Linked DNA regions of Homo sapiens: regions 2 and 3 are each linked to region 1. A link is a contact called in ENCODE Hi-C or POLR2A ChIA-PET data. All regions are on one chromosome and are shown on one strand. The core of a region is the stretch at or near the end of the contact, and the rest is flanking DNA. Distances in the headings are between cores, read along the strand shown. Region 1 holds the start of SF3B2 (splicing factor 3b subunit 2). Region 2 holds the start of NPAS4 (neuronal PAS domain protein 4). Region 3 holds the start of RNASEH2C (ribonuclease H2 subunit C).

Evidence for each region. Hi-C counts contacts between places; a loop is a spot of excess contacts on that map. ChIA-PET counts read pairs that join two places held with the same protein, here RNA polymerase II (POLR2A). Pooled maps may share reads with other maps.
Region 2: a loop to region 1 is called in a pooled map, with 3 times the contacts of the local background. The contact joins the promoter of NPAS4 here to the promoter of SF3B2 in region 1. A Hi-C loop is called at or near these places in 1 of 37 single-sample maps with no recorded cell type and 7 of 50 pooled maps. POLR2A ChIA-PET finds 5 or more read pairs at or near these places in 4 of 52 experiments (CD4-positive, alpha-beta T cell, HEK293, PC-3 and 1 more).
Region 3: a map of CD4-positive, alpha-beta T cell shows a loop between it and region 1 (4-fold over the local background). The contact joins the promoter of RNASEH2C here to the promoter of SF3B2 in region 1. A Hi-C loop is called at or near these places in 4 of 168 maps with a recorded cell type or tissue (CD4-positive, alpha-beta T cell, CD8-positive, alpha-beta T cell and naive thymus-derived CD4-positive, alpha-beta T cell), 8 of 37 single-sample maps with no recorded cell type and 16 of 50 pooled maps. POLR2A ChIA-PET finds 5 or more read pairs at or near these places in 14 of 52 experiments (A549, CD4-positive, alpha-beta T cell, CD4-positive, alpha-beta memory T cell and 10 more).

The regions. Positions count from the first base shown.
Region 1 is chr11:66,050,912-66,053,685 of GRCh38, forward strand. SF3B2 (splicing factor 3b subunit 2) reads left to right here and starts at 1,453. Exons shown (of 22, transcript NM_006842.3): 1 at 1,453-1,606; 2 at 1,762-1,808; 3 at 2,116-2,193. The coding sequence starts at 1,474. It overlaps SNORD13F (small nucleolar RNA, C/D box 13F), which reads left to right and starts at 2,233; the gene lies at 2,233-2,317. RefSeq lists enhancers at 451-1,002, 821-870, 1,491-1,660 and a silencer at 1,071-1,280.
Region 2 is chr11:66,419,582-66,422,355 of GRCh38, forward strand. It overlaps NPAS4 (neuronal PAS domain protein 4), which reads left to right and starts at 1,454. Exons shown (of 8, transcript NM_178864.4): 1 at 1,454-1,773; 2 at 2,539-2,690. The coding sequence starts at 1,599. RefSeq lists an enhancer at 1,500-2,096 and silencers at 2,029-2,343, 2,037-2,331.
Region 3 is chr11:65,719,425-65,722,198 of GRCh38, forward strand. It overlaps RNASEH2C (ribonuclease H2 subunit C), which reads right to left and starts at 1,374. Exons shown (of 4, transcript NM_032193.4): 1 at 1,163-1,374; 2 at 818-993; 3 at 621-740; 4 at 1-385. The coding sequence starts at 1,334. The coding sequence ends at 359. It overlaps KAT5 (lysine acetyltransferase 5), which reads left to right. Exons shown (of 13, transcript NM_182710.3): 13 at 1-180. RefSeq lists a silencer at 1,060-1,299 and an enhancer at 1,450-1,519.

The DNA of each region.
Region 1 (2,774 bases), core at 203-2,702:
GGGAGTGTGGCTGCAGGAGCCTCCCATAGTGATATTGATGGAAAGGGGAAAGGTCAAGGTTTGGGTAGGAGGAAGAGGACTTCCCACCCAGTGCTAGGATGTGAGCCAACCTTTCTCAACCCAGTCCTTTTCCCTGTCTCTCCCAAACCTCACCTTCCCCCGACCTGGTGCCCCATTCTTTTTTTTTCCCTGTTCCCAGCTTCTTCTCCACTGGGGGCAGTTGGCAAAATGGAGCTGGAGAAAAGATCTGAAGGGGATGTGTAGGGGGAAAATGAGACCATTTCACTTGAGTCTCCCCACTCCCTTTCTCAACACACATAAAAAACACACACAGGCTAGCTGTTGGTGAGAGGGCAGAGCTAGTGGCAGAGGTGGGGAGAGAAACTGAATTGATGGTGTGGGACAGGGAGAGGTGGATGCTAGGCAGGCAAGAATCCCTGCCAGTCTCTGCCTCTGTCTCCAAAGGCCAAGGGGAGTTGGGGTGGGGAGTGGGAGGCAAGGTGGGGCCCCCAGTGCAGGTGCGGCTGAGGGAAAAGGGCCTGAGTTTATTTTTGAGACTAAAAAAGACACAAATGCTTTCACCAGAAACATTGTTCCTTTTTTTCCAGTAATCATTTATTGGGCGCCTCTTGAACGCCAGGCGATGCGAGACTGAAAATGATCAAGTCCCTGCTCACATTTTTGGGATAGAGGTAGGAAGAAAGGGCAAGAAAGACTTAACAAACGGTGGAGATTCGAACGTATTATGGGAGCTCTAAGAAAGGAAAGGAAAGCGGGAGGAGGCTTAGTGGAGAAGACGACATTTGAGCCGGCCTGGAAGGTGGAAAAGGGGGCTTTAGAGTCGCCCTTCCCCCAGGTCGGCAGCTGGAGCTCAGCCCGGGCAGGCCTGCTGCTCTCCCGGCTTGGATCCCCTTTCAGCCCATTCATCCGGGCCTGGGCCGGGGGTGGGCGGGCAGACAATCAGACACTGTTTTATCCCAGGCATCGGCTCCAGCCTCCCGCTTGGCGCCCGCAACGCGGGGCCGCCGGGGAAATGAGTCTCTCGGGACTCCCTGGGAGCGTAAGCGTTCGAGGATCTGACCGGAGGGCCGGGCCGGAAAGCTTGAGAGCCTTCGCTCCCGCAGGTGAGGCGCAGAAAACACTCCCTCGGGGAAGTGCCAGCCCTCCTCGCAGCCCCGCCCTCCGGCCCGCCGCCGGCCTTCGGGGCCGTAGCGGCGCGCAGGGCCCGCAGAGACCGAGACCTGCGCACTACAACTCCCAGGAGGCCTCGCGACCAGACCGCCGAGGGGCCACTAGAGAAAGGTGCGTCTGCGGCGAATCCCGTCGCCCAGCGCACGGCAGCGGGTGTGCCTGAGTGCGCGTCGCCTCCCAACCAGAGAGGACGTGGCATACGGCGCCACCGGAAGTTCCGGCAAGTGGGCCCTGAGGCTGGCCCCAGCTTCCGGGTTGGTCGCGCGCCTTCCTGCGGCTAAGATGGCGACGGAGCATCCCGAGCCTCCCAAAGCAGAATTGCAGCTGCCGCCGCCGCCACCTCCAGGCCACTATGGCGCCTGGGCTGCCCAGGAGCTTCAGGCCAAGTTGGCAGAGATCGGAGCTCCGATCCAGGGTGAGGAACACAGGAAGTCGAGGGGCCTTTACGGGCCTGCGGAGAAGCGGAGCCTGGTTACCCGGGAGACTCGGGTGCGAGGGGCGGAGGCAGGCCGCTGGGGCCTGACCTGGCCGGGCTGGCCTGCCCCATTGATCGTGTACTTTGCCCTGCAGGTAATCGCGAGGAGCTGGTGGAGCGGCTGCAGAGCTACACCCGCCAGGTAGGTGTTGGCGGCGGGACGTCAGGATAGGCCGAGCTTCTCCAGGAGACCTTATATACCCCATCACGGCTCGGTCTTCATTCTTTCTTTATCTCGGCACAGCAAGGCGGAGGCTTGCCCTTTTTAGCTTGTTCTTGCCTTTGCCAGCTTAGTTGTAATTTCTTGTATCCATCTTGGTCCTCTTCAGTGCCCAGCCAGAGCGCTGGCAGACAGGCACTGGGTACGTTTTGTTGAATGAATTGGGAGCGAACGTCGTTTAGTGAAACAGCTAGTTTTGGACTGACCTAGAGTCCTTTCTCTTTTGCAGACTGGCATCGTGCTGAATCGGCCGGTTTTGAGAGGGGAAGATGGGGACAAAGCCGCTCCACCTCCCATGTCGGCACAGGTAGGGAGATTCTTCTGTTTTTTAAGATTCCATCTGCTGATCCTTTTGTAGTTCATGAGCATGATGATTGGGTGTTCACGTGCATGTGTGAGATGTGACACCCTTGCACATTACTCGCCTGACCTGAGTGGGGAAAAAAAAAGATTCCATATGTTCAGGGTAGCCCTTCCTCTCACTTGCAGTTGTTGGGCAGGGAGGTACTGCCATGACAGAATTGTGAGCTCTTCAGTTCTCTCTTTGATGCTGACACTTGCCTCCTTTTCCACTGTCTGCTTCTCCAAAAGCAGCTTGTGGCCGGGTGCAGTGGCGCATGCCTGTAATCCCACCACTTCGGGATGCTTAGATGGGACGATCGCTTGAAGCCAGGAGTTCGAGACCAGCCTGGGCAACATAGTGAGACTCTGTTACTACAAAAAATTTTAAAAATTAGCTGGGCACGGTGGCACGCGCCTATAAAGTCCCTATAAAGAGGCTCAAGGATTGCTGGAGCCCTGGGGTTGGAGGCTGCAGTGAGCTCTGGTTGCGCCACTGTACTCCATGTACTCCATCCTGGGTGACAGAATGAGACTTTGCTTCTTTAA
Region 2 (2,774 bases), core at 204-2,703, 370 kb after region 1:
AACATTCCCTAGCCCACTTGCTTCTTGCATTATTGAATCCCAGGATAAGAACGGCACATCCTCGCCCCTGTAGAGAGCAATCATCTGTGGTGAAAAGAGAAAAAAAGCGGGTGTGTGGGGGGGTGGGGATAGGGCAAAGGTGACAGGATATGAAAAGGATAGAAAAGGATATGAAAGGACAGAAAAAGAAACGAAGGTGGAAAGTGGAGAGCTGAAGGTGGAGAGGCAGAGCCAGGAGCCTTAGAGGCGCAAATGTGGAGAGGGGTGGAGGGAACCTGGCAAAAATACAGGGTCCCTGGTAGGTGCAGGGGTCATGGAGGGTCCGGCGCTGCCCCTTCGCTTCTCAGCTGCTCCCCCATCTTGCCCGCCTAGGCAGGGCGGGGAGCCCTCCGGAGCGGTGCGGAGGCAGCCAGGCCCCGCCCGCCGCAGCCGCGGCAGCCGCCGGAGGATTCCTGTCCTAATATGGAGCTGGGATTCCCCCGGCCCCGCCCCCGCCCCCGGCCCGCGGGGAGACAGAGGCTGGCAGCAGGGCGGGGGGAAGCGCTCGCTTGGGGGCCGGCAACGGGGGGAAGGGATGCCTAAGTGCAGACCCAGGTCCTCGCCGTGCCCCCACGTCCCTGCCTCAGTTTCCCCTTCAGTAAGGTTAATTAGCTGAGAGGGAAACCACGAATCACTGCAGACTACAGCGCTGATGTTGGTTTCTATTCTTGGCTGTGGGAAAACAGGATCAACGCCAAATTCAGCTGGTCCCTTTCCCACCGGACTCCCTTTCCACCCATCCTCGGGACTTAGACCCCCATGAACACCCCCTGATAAGCCGCCAAGGCCCGATTTGGGAAGCGGGGGCGGGAATTTGTTCTCTAAAAATGGCCAAGGGAATCCCAGGTTAAATAGTCCCCAGAGAGGAACCCCAGCAGTGACCTGTCCCACGGAGGCCAAGGAAAGTCCTCCTTCCCTGCATGTGAACGTGACCTTGTCTGTCAAGTAACGAGGGGGATTTGTAGACAACCCTGTTCTTCCCCATTCCCTCAACTCCTCAGAAAAATTAGTGTCAGTGCCGGCCCCTCTCTGCCCTCTGCGGACTCCTGCCGCGGGCTTCAGGCCGCCCTAAACCTGGCCCTGTCGCTTCCCTCAACTGAACGCATTCAGACGCCAGGGTCCCCACACTCCATTCAAGCTTTCCTAACGCAGCGCCTTCCTCTCCGCTCAGCTCCCGCCAGGCTTGGCCCCCTCCGCAGCCTCCTGCTCCCCCCTCGCCCGCCTCCCTCCCTCTCTCATTCTACGTCATGAGATGACGTCGGAAGCCGGGCGGGAGGAGGAGCCCCCCTCCCCAGTCAGCGGCTCCCGCTGCAGCTTGCTTAGCCCAGCCTCCCGCTCTCCCGCCCCCCCGGCTCTAAAACGAGCCCCCCACGCCTGGCAGGAGCTATATAAGGCGGCGTGAGGCAGGCGAGGGGGGCAGCGCAGCCGAGCGGAGCCCAGGAGAGCAGAGAGCGAGCCTGAGCGAGAGACGGGGAAGCACGGAGGAGGAAGCCGCCGGTGCGTCGGGACGGGAGCGCAGGTGCTCGGGCACCCGAGCTGGAGCTCCGCAGCCGCCGGTCATGTACCGCTCCACCAAGGGCGCCTCCAAGGCGCGCCGGGACCAGATCAACGCCGAGATCCGGAACCTCAAGGAGCTGCTGCCGCTGGCCGAAGCGGACAAGGTCCGGCTGTCCTACCTGCACATCATGAGCCTCGCCTGCATCTACACTCGCAAGGGCGTCTTCTTCGCTGGTGGTGAGCATGCTGGGGCTACCGCAGATCCGAGCTGCCAGGCGCCGGAGACCCTGGAGCTGAGGGAACCCGCTGGGGCTGTCGCATGTCTAGGGCAGCGTGCTGGCGAGCTGGGGAGATTCGGGACTCGGGAGATTCGGGACTTTCTACTTTTCCTCCTGAGCTCCCTCCAGACCTCACCTTAGTTCTGAATGAGAGTTAGAGAGCCTGGACGGTGTCCCTAACACCAGATTATGAGAGGATAAGAGCCAGGACAGAGCGGCCTCGGTGCCCGCCAGTGCAGAAGCGCTCCGGGAGCCGGGGAGGGAAGCCCGGGAAGTTGCAGGGATGGAGCTGCCTGAGCCTAGGGGAACATAGCTACTGTCCGCGGTGCTGAAAGGGATCTCCTGTCGCCTTCGGGGCGCTGCCCATGGTGCTGACGGCTGCGCCGGCCGTGTATGGCTCTGTCCATGGTTCTGAACCCACAGTCGGCTTCGGAGCTCTGTCCGCGGTTCTGAAATTCAGAGCCGCTTTGGAGCTCTGTCCGCGGTTCTGAAATTAAGAGCCGAGAGGAGCCGACCCCGCTTTAGAAGTCGAGGGCTTGTGGGCTATGGAGATACAGCAACAGGTTCCCTGGCCAAGAGCTGCGGGCAGCGGGTCAACAGGTGTTTGCAGAGGCAGGTCCATGAGAAATTCCTCTGGATTCTCTGAAACTCAGACCATGCCTTCCTCACTTCTTCTCTGCCTCCCAGTCTTACTCCTGACGCACTACGTCTTCTCGCCCTACAGGCACTCCTCTGGCGGGCCCCACGGGGCTTCTCTCAGCTCAAGAGCTTGAGGACATCGTAGCGGCACTACCCGGCTTTCTGCTTGTGTTCACAGCCGAGGGGAAATTGCTCTACCTGTCTGAGAGTGTGAGCGAGCATCTGGGCCACTCCATGGTGAGTGCTAAGGGTCCTTTCAGCTGAGGCTGGGCATGGAGTGGGTGCCGTGAGCCTTCCACTCCTGAGGAACTGGGAATTACT
Region 3 (2,774 bases), core at 124-2,623, 330 kb before region 1:
AGCCAGGCAGCTGTGTACAGTGAGAAGGGATCCGGATGGGGGAGCTCTGTACAGAGGGCTGGTGATTGTAAAAATTTCTTTTGTAAAGTAGAAGTTGGGGGTGGGGTGGGTGCTGGCTGCAAAAATTTCTGGCTTCTCTTACCCCTATTGCCCCCGGCAATAAATTGTTTCTATATGCCAGAGCCATGCAAAGTTCTTGGTGGGGAGGGGGAAAGGGCCCATGCTGGCTTAGGGGCTCTAAGGCGCCCAGACTCACAGGTGCTGTGAAGAGCTCCTTTATTGGGGTGATGGAATCGGTTCCAAAGAGCTGGTTTACTGCTGTGAAGGGATCGCAGCTTTGAATTTCAAGCTCTGGTTCTCAGTCCTCGGGCACCTGTGCGTGAATCTGCAACAGGAGTCGCCTCTACTGTTGGACTTGTAAGACAGGGCGGCAAGCTGGCCCCCATACCCGAGGAAGGACCCAGCTGTTCAGAATAACCGCTTCTAGACATGCTAGGAAGAGTGGTCAGGGAGCTACGCTTCCCACACACTACCCAGTAGAATCCTCCAGGCTCCGTCTGCGCAATTGTGCTCCCCAGCCCATCCACCCGGGGGCAAGACGGAACTCCTCGTCTACTCACCGCTGCCGCAAGGCTGGGCCAAGTTAAGGCCCCACGCACTTTGGCATCCGGGCCAGGGATGGTCTCCAGACCCCACAGGGTGAAGCGGCTGAAGTTGGCAGTGGCTCCAATGAAGCGGTCCTGGGGAAGGGGCCTGGCTCAGCATCGGGACTACAGCTCCCGCCCGCACCCCCTTTCAACCCTATCCCTTTGCTCACGAAGTCCCGCTCCAGCGGCTCCTCCTCTTGGTCGTCAGTCCCGGAATCCCGCAAGGGGTCTGGCTTCCCCATCGACACCTTCTTCTCTTCTGTCACCATCACGTATCCCACGAGGCCAGGCGGCACCGCCACCTCCTCTCCCCGTAGACAGCGGCCCCGAAACGACACTTCGAGTCCTGGAGCGGGAGGCGCAAAGGGCCTCAGGCAGGACCCACGCTGGGTCGAGCCCGGAGCTGCCCTCCCGCCACCTCCGGACGGACCACGATCCCCAGGAGCCCAGGCGATGAGAAGCGCGCAGGCCGGCGCGGGGGCTGCCGGGAGCCGTAGTCCGGCCGCAGGGCTCACCCTCGGGGCCCTGGCGGATGGCGGGCGTGAAGAAGCGCCCCACCGGGGCGGGCCCGTCCACCGCAACCTCGCAGGGCAGCAGATGCAGTGTGGCGGGTACGGCGTCGCGCAATGTGGCGGAGCGCAAGTGGACGCGGTGCCTCTCGATGGCCGCTTCGTCGCCGCTCTCCATCCTCCCTCCTACGCGACGCCAGGGCTCGCGAGCTGACACTGAAGCTGGCGCGGAAAGCGCGCAGGACCTCTCAGGAAGCCTCCGCGGGGCCTCACGGGAAGCCGCCGCGGAGCTTCACGGGAAGTGTAGTCCCCTTACCCCCTAACGCTTTCCCTGGGTTCAAGTCCTAGGGTTTTCCAGTTGTGTTTTGTTTTTTTCCTTCCTTCCTTCCCCCCTCCCCTCTTTCCTCCCTCCCCTCTCCCCCTCTCCTTCCCCCTCCCCCCTCCTTCCCCCTCCCCCCTCCCCCTCCTCCCTGCCTCCCTTCCTTCCCCCCTTCCCTTCCCTTCCTTCCCGTCCTTCCCTCTTTCTTTCTTTTTCTTATTTATTATTATTTTTTTTTGACAGAGTCTCGTTTTGTCGCCCAGGCTGGAGTGCCAGGCACGGTCTCAGCTCACTGCAACCTCCGCCTCCCGGGTTCAAGCGATTCTCCTGCCTCAGCCTCCGGAGTAGCTGGGATTACAGGCGCACACCACCATGCCCACCTAATTTTTGTATTTTTAGTAGAGACTGGGTTTCGCCATGTTGGCCAGGCTGGTCTCGAACTCCTGACCTCAGGCGATCCTCCAGCCTCGGCCTTCTGAAGTACTTGGATTACAGGCGTGAGACACCGCCCCCAGCCGGGTTTTTTTCTTTTATTGTTTTTAATGGCACATGTCGTTGTAAAAATCTAAAACGATTCTGAAAAGTACTCTTTTTATATTGATTAGTAGGTAGGTTATTCATTTTTAGTTTATTAGGGACATCAACCCTTTTCTTAAATGCATTGAAAATGTTTTATCTGTGGTCTGTCTTGCAAACCTGTGTAAAGGTGATTTTTGCTGGACAAGGACTTATTTTTGTGGTTGTTTGGTCTTTTAGACAAGGTCTCACTCGCCTAGGCTGGAGTGCAGTGGTTTGATTGGCTCACTGCAGCCTCGACCTCCCAGGCTTAATCCATCCCCCATCCTCAGCTTCCTGTGTAGCTGGAACCACAGGCCTGCGCCACCACGCAGCTAATTTTTGTATTTTTGGTAGAGGTGGAGTTTTGCCATGTTGCCCAGGCTGGTCTTGAACTCCTGGACTCAAGTGATCTGCCCACCTTGGCCTCCCAAATCACGCTGGAATTACAGGCGTGAGCCACTGCACCCAGGACAAAGACTAATTTTTTGTAGTCAAATTTATCAACACTTTTCAGTCTTTTAGATTTCACAATTTTCTCTCTTTGGTTTCTCAGCTCTTCTCTAATGTTTATTTGTTCAGACACCCAACTTAGATATATTTTTTCAAGTTCTCACATAAAACAAACACAAAACTGGAAATTTAGATTTAAATTGCGTTTAATTTATACATCCCTGCACATCTGGGAGCTGGCCTTGGTATTCTGTTGAATATAAACAATTTCAGAGAACATCAGCATCGGAC